Regions from separate parts of the Mus musculus genome. Here region 2 is linked to region 1. A link is a contact called in ENCODE Hi-C or POLR2A ChIA-PET data. All regions are on one chromosome and are shown on one strand. The core of a region is the stretch at or near the end of the contact, and the rest is flanking DNA. Distances in the headings are between cores, read along the strand shown.

Region 1 (2,537 bases), core at 15-2,514:
AAGGAGATCTGACTCCCTCTTCTGAAGTGTGTGAAGTGTCTTCTGAAGTGTCTGAAGACAGCTGCAGTGTACTTAGATATAATAAATAAATAAATCTTTAAAAAAAAAAAAAGCTATTGTCTTGAGCCAGGTAACCATGTTAGCTACTTTTGTCTTTTCTCTGTGGTCATGTCCTTTTTCTGCCGTGGAAATGTACATTGGAAACTGCTTCATATTCATAAATCTGTTGACTTTATTACTACATTATCTTTAACAGTGGTCATGATAAACTGGGTCTTGTGCTGTTCTGGAAACCAGTGTTATTCTGTGGATGAAATCTGAAGGGAATCTGTCTGCACCGACTGACTGGCTGGTTAGAACTTCAGTACTGTAGAGAGGTTAGAACGCTGCAAGCCCAGAGGCTAATTAACTTACCTTGGCCTAGCTTTAGCCCAGGGGAACAGTCATTTCTTGTCCACCTCTACTTTAAAACTAACATCCCATGACTAACAGATTAAACTAACCTTTGGAATCTATTGACTGACTTAGATGACTTCTAGCAACCACAAAGCTAAGAATGTCACGAGATAGTATCTCAAGCCTATTCAAAAACCTCCATCTTGCTGGTAACCGCCTCTCTGATATACCTACCAATGGACTTTAAACTTGCCTTGATTTACGACTTTCTTTGTTCTGTGAAACTCTAAGACTGCTTCCGCATTGGAACATGGAATTTGAGGTTGTCTAAATCTGTGTTCCTGGGCCATGGTTACTCAAAAGGGCTGCAGAAGAAACTTTTATTCCCTTTAAGGTGAGAGCTGCGCTTCCTTATTGCTTGAACAGCGCTCCCGGCAAGCTGATTCGCTTCTTCCAAGAGCCGGCGGTGCATCTGGAATTCCGGCTTCTCAGTCATTTTCAAAGCTGGGTTTCCTTACCTAAAGTTTGCAGCGCGGTAGCCTGGGAGACTTTGGCTCTTGAAAGTGTGGTGAGTAACAGCCAGACTGTTCTTCCAGCATCCCAGGGCGTGGTCGGTAAGTAAGCTGATGAGGCGTTTCTGAGGTTCAGGTGAGCCAGGCAGGTGCACTCTGCCTTCCCCTGGGCCAATGGGCGACGCCGGTCCCCCCCAAGCCTCTTCGGCGCTCGGGCGGGACCGCGCTGCACTCTGGCGATTGGCTGTGCAGCGGGGGCGGCCTGGGCCGGCCGCTGCCGGAGAGTCCGACGACGGAGTCGGAGCGCAGGCCCGGGAAGCGAGGCCTGCGCGGGGAGGGAGCGCAGGGAGTCGCGCAACCTGGACGCGCGCGGGGCAAGGCTTGCGGGAGTGACCGCAGGCCACCATGAACAGCGAGAGCGACCATAACTTCAGGCGGGTGGCCATCCGGCGGAAGTCAGGCTCCTACCTGCCGCCCGGGATCCCCCGGCCCTGGAGCAGGCCTTCGCCGCAATTGCGGCGCCTTGACCGTGTCGCGCAACCCAGCCAGGCCGCAGGTAATGCGTGGGTGAGCGGAGCGAGGGCGTGCCGCGTGTTGGGGGGCCGGCGGGGGGCGTGCCGCGCGTGTTGGGGGCGTGACGCCTGTGTTGGGGACTGGCGGAGGGCGTGCCGCGTGTTGGGGGCTTGACGGGGTGTTAGGAGTGGAGTGGGTGTGGGTGTGTGCCTTTGGCTGTTGAGGACCTGGGGGAAAGGGCTGCCTTCTGTTGTGAAAGGGATCCTCACAGGTTAGTTACCCCGCAGGACACTATTCCTAGTTAGTTTGTTCTTTCTCCCAAAGCTTCAAGAATATGGCCAGCTTGTTCTTAAAAAACTAAAGGTGTGCCCTTAGAAAAAGCTTTATTAGGAATTGTACAACCTATTTTTCAATATACTGCTGTTTAAGATTCACCAAATTCCTCTGCTCAGTTGACCTTAGTTCCCTGGCGCTCCCTTCCCGAGGGCAAAAGTCAAACACTCAGATAATGTTTATGTTTTTGAATATTTTGAATCTTAAAAAGAAATCTCACCCTTCTTTACTTTCATTTTGTAATGATTGAGCAAGCAGCTTTGTGTTTTTATCAATATGATCAATGTCGAGACTGGTAAATATGCTGTCTATTCCTTGTCCCGAAGCTATAGAAGGCACATGACAGAAAATCGTGATGGATGGTGTGTTAAGTGTGTGTTCACGTTAGATAAGTCAGGATGTGAGATGATGCATGAACTGGATCACGGAGAGTCCTCTGTAATCATTTCCTGTAGAAGTAAGAAACTGATAAAGTATTCTGGAGATCTCTTCCAGTTCTAGCTGTGATTCACCAAACTGAATGAAAATGTTATTAAGTGAAAATGGTTTGCTTTGTCATCGCATTTTGTCACCCGTTGTTTTCAGCACAGACACTGGTCTGATGCCTCTGTTATGTTACTAGATTTATTTTCAAATGCTTTGAAGAGACGATCAAAATATGAAACATCCTCTTTCAAGAGTCACAGTATAGTCTATAAATTATTTCTGCAAAGCAGCTATGCTTGTAGGAGAAAGGGTTCTGTTTGCTCTTTTATTTATTTGTGCCCTCCCCATTCCCCCACC
Region 2 (2,537 bases), core at 17-2,516, 310 kb before region 1:
GGACTGGCTACAGCAGGGAAGGAGAGTTAGTGGCCTGTGGAAGGTTACATGTAGAATCCTTGCAATAAGGAAGCTGGCTTGTGTCTGACCATATTCAGATCTTGTGTGTGACATACTGTTATAGTTTTCTATGATGTTCCTAGGAGGAAAACGGGGTCGTGTATATATAGTCGGGATATCTCTGTTATTTCTCATAATTCACTGCATGCATACTTATTATTTCAAAATAATGTACATGTACATGTAAAAGGTAGAAAAAACTAGAACATCAATAACAAAAGTCCCACCCCAATTTCCCAACCCCCAACCAGAGGGTTCAAGTATCAAAGGCCACAGCAGAGGAACAAGGAGAACTGGGAGAAGTGTGCTTAGTCAGAAGTATGGCCATGGAAGAAACGGGAGGAGTGGAAGAGGCTGGAGGGAGGCATGGGAGGAAAGCAATGAGCAGGGAGAAGGGTAAGTCTAACAAGCCTGCTTGGGGGCAGGCCATCTAGTCTGCTGCAGCCATCATGCTGGGGACTATTAGCAGCAGCTGTGGGAGTGGAGGCTGAGGAGCTGGAGAACTGACTTTGTTAGGCCCAGCCTAGGGACCACAGCTCTAAATGGGACCCTGAAGAACTCAAGTTTCCTGTGTCTAAGCCCATCCCTAACCACATTACTTCTCATGTCTTTCATTTCCTCCTCTGTACACAGGTAGACTCCATGACTACCTGGAGAGCTGTTGTGGTCTCCTTGCTCCTGGAGACTGCTGGTATGGAGGGAACGTTGAGCAAGGCTGGGCCTCTAGGCCTGGGCTGTCTCTTTTTAGCCTTTGGTTACACTGCTATTTCCAGCAATAGGTTTAGACTTGAATTTTGCTCAAGAGGAAGAATGGGCAATTAAAAATGAAGATGGCAAGCCCTACGGTAATGCTCAGCCTCAGGCTCTTGGAGTCCTACCCTGATTTTCTGGCCAAGGGCTATAGTCTTGAGCCTTAGGAACTGCCCGGGAGGTCTATCTTCACAACAATCACAGGGAAGTGCTGGTAGGTGGGCATGGAGGTGCCTTAGTCACATTTCTGCCTGGGGCAATAAGCCTCAAAGAATGTGCTGAGACAGCTGGCAAGAACAGCGTGCCAACAACAGACTTGCAACAGTGCGCAAGGCTACAAGCCTAGGCTTGCATGGCAGCTCTGGGACAGGCAGGGAAGGCGGGGAAGGCACATCCCTTCTCCAGACGCCTGGGTTTAAGGCCTGGTTTGCCGGCTGCAATTCTCCTTCCCACCAGCAGGTGATACTGTCTCCTAGCTGGAGGGGTAAGGATGGGCCTTGGCGGCAGCTGCTGCCAGACTGGATTGTCTGCTGGCTTTATAGAGAACAATGGCCGCCTGTCTTTATGGATAGTTGTCTCCTAGGCAGGGGGCAAGGCCATGCTGGCTTGAAGGCTGGCAGGGAGCTGCGGAAGGGGCCAGAAATGGGGGGTGAGGAGAGTGGCTGGTAGGCGCAAGTGCTAAGGCTGAAGTAGGTTTCTTTTTTCTCCTACAGTGTTCTTTGTCCTTCTACACATGGCCTAAAGCTGGGCAAAGAGAGGCTCCCTCTACTGCCTGGAAACTCGGCCCACATCCTGTGTGCATACCTGCAGCCACCACTTCCCTCCTAATACTTCTGGTACTGCAGCAAAATAGGAGGAAAGAGAGTCATGCAGAAAAAGAGCCTGGATTTTATAAACAAACGCTCTGTCAAGTGGTCTTGGGGCCTCTTGGCGTTTGCTCCCCGTTCTGTTCCTGGGTTCCTTTGGTTTGGTGTACCACTGTAGGGCTCAACTCACTGATGGCTGTAGCCAGTGGACACGAAATGTCCATCTTCGTCACCTCATGATTGGGATCACTGACATCTAATGATCCCAACTAAGGTAAGTCAAGGCAGGGGACCTAGACAACAGTTGCCCCCTCCCCGAGGTGGATGTGCCACTCTGCTAAGGGCCTCGTGTTAGCCAAGGGGGACAGTGAGTACAGGTGAGGTTGGCTGTGTGGCTGTGAACCAACACCTTGCACTTCTCGTGTGTAAGGCAGGACAGGCACCACTCATTTCTATGTGCTCTGAAGCACCATCAAGACAGCACAAAGGTGGGCCACCGTCTCACTGGCCGCCTTTGACCCACGTGCTGCTCAGTCCATTGCAGGTTTTCTATGCCACATCGTGCTCTTGCTGAACTCCAACACTGCTGTCCTGATGGCACGCTGGCACTGACCTTTAGTGTCAATCTGAGTTTGTCACTTGTTAAACAATCCCAGAGCCATATGAGTGGAACTTACAGGTCACGAGGGCTTTCTCTTCTTCCTCCTCTTCCTCCTCCTCCTCTTGTTCAGGCAACCTCTTAAATTCAGAAAGGTCTGTCTGCAGCAGCTGGGAAATTGCCTCGTGGGTCACAGCCACAGCAAACGATGGGGGAGCGTTCCTAGGAAGAAGATGTGAGAGGCGGGGCTGGAGCAGCTCCTGGCATCCTCCACCTTGAAGATGGAGATGATGGCTCATACCTTCCTCTTGGTGTCATCACAA

Evidence for each region. A loop is a pair of places that touch in the nucleus more often than their neighbours do. ChIA-PET counts read pairs that join two places held with the same protein, here RNA polymerase II (POLR2A).
Region 2: a loop to region 1 is called in a map of v-Abl transformed pro-B cells, with 7 times the contacts of the local background. The contact joins the enhancer-like site here to the promoter of Fgd4 in region 1. A Hi-C loop is called at or near these places in 3 of 37 maps with a recorded cell type or tissue (T-helper 17 cell and v-Abl transformed pro-B cells). POLR2A ChIA-PET finds 5 or more read pairs at or near these places in 1 of 5 experiments (embryonic stem cell).

Annotation. Positions count from the first base shown.
Region 1 is chr16:16,598,705-16,601,241 of GRCm38, reverse strand. Fgd4 (FYVE, RhoGEF and PH domain containing 4) reads left to right here and starts at 1,264. Exons shown (of 17, transcript NM_001301817.1): 1 at 1,264-1,464. The coding sequence starts at 1,314.
Region 2 is chr16:16,910,838-16,913,374 of GRCm38, reverse strand. It overlaps Ppm1f (protein phosphatase 1F (PP2C domain containing)), which reads right to left. Exons shown (of 8, transcript NM_176833.4): 3 at 2,294-2,436. Among named protein-coding and RNA genes, the nearest start is that of Ppm1f, 16 kb to the right of the region's middle. Within about 2 kb of position 1,266, at least 2 of the 3 ENCODE cell types and tissues checked have a DNase peak (open chromatin) inside an H3K27ac peak, as active enhancers do.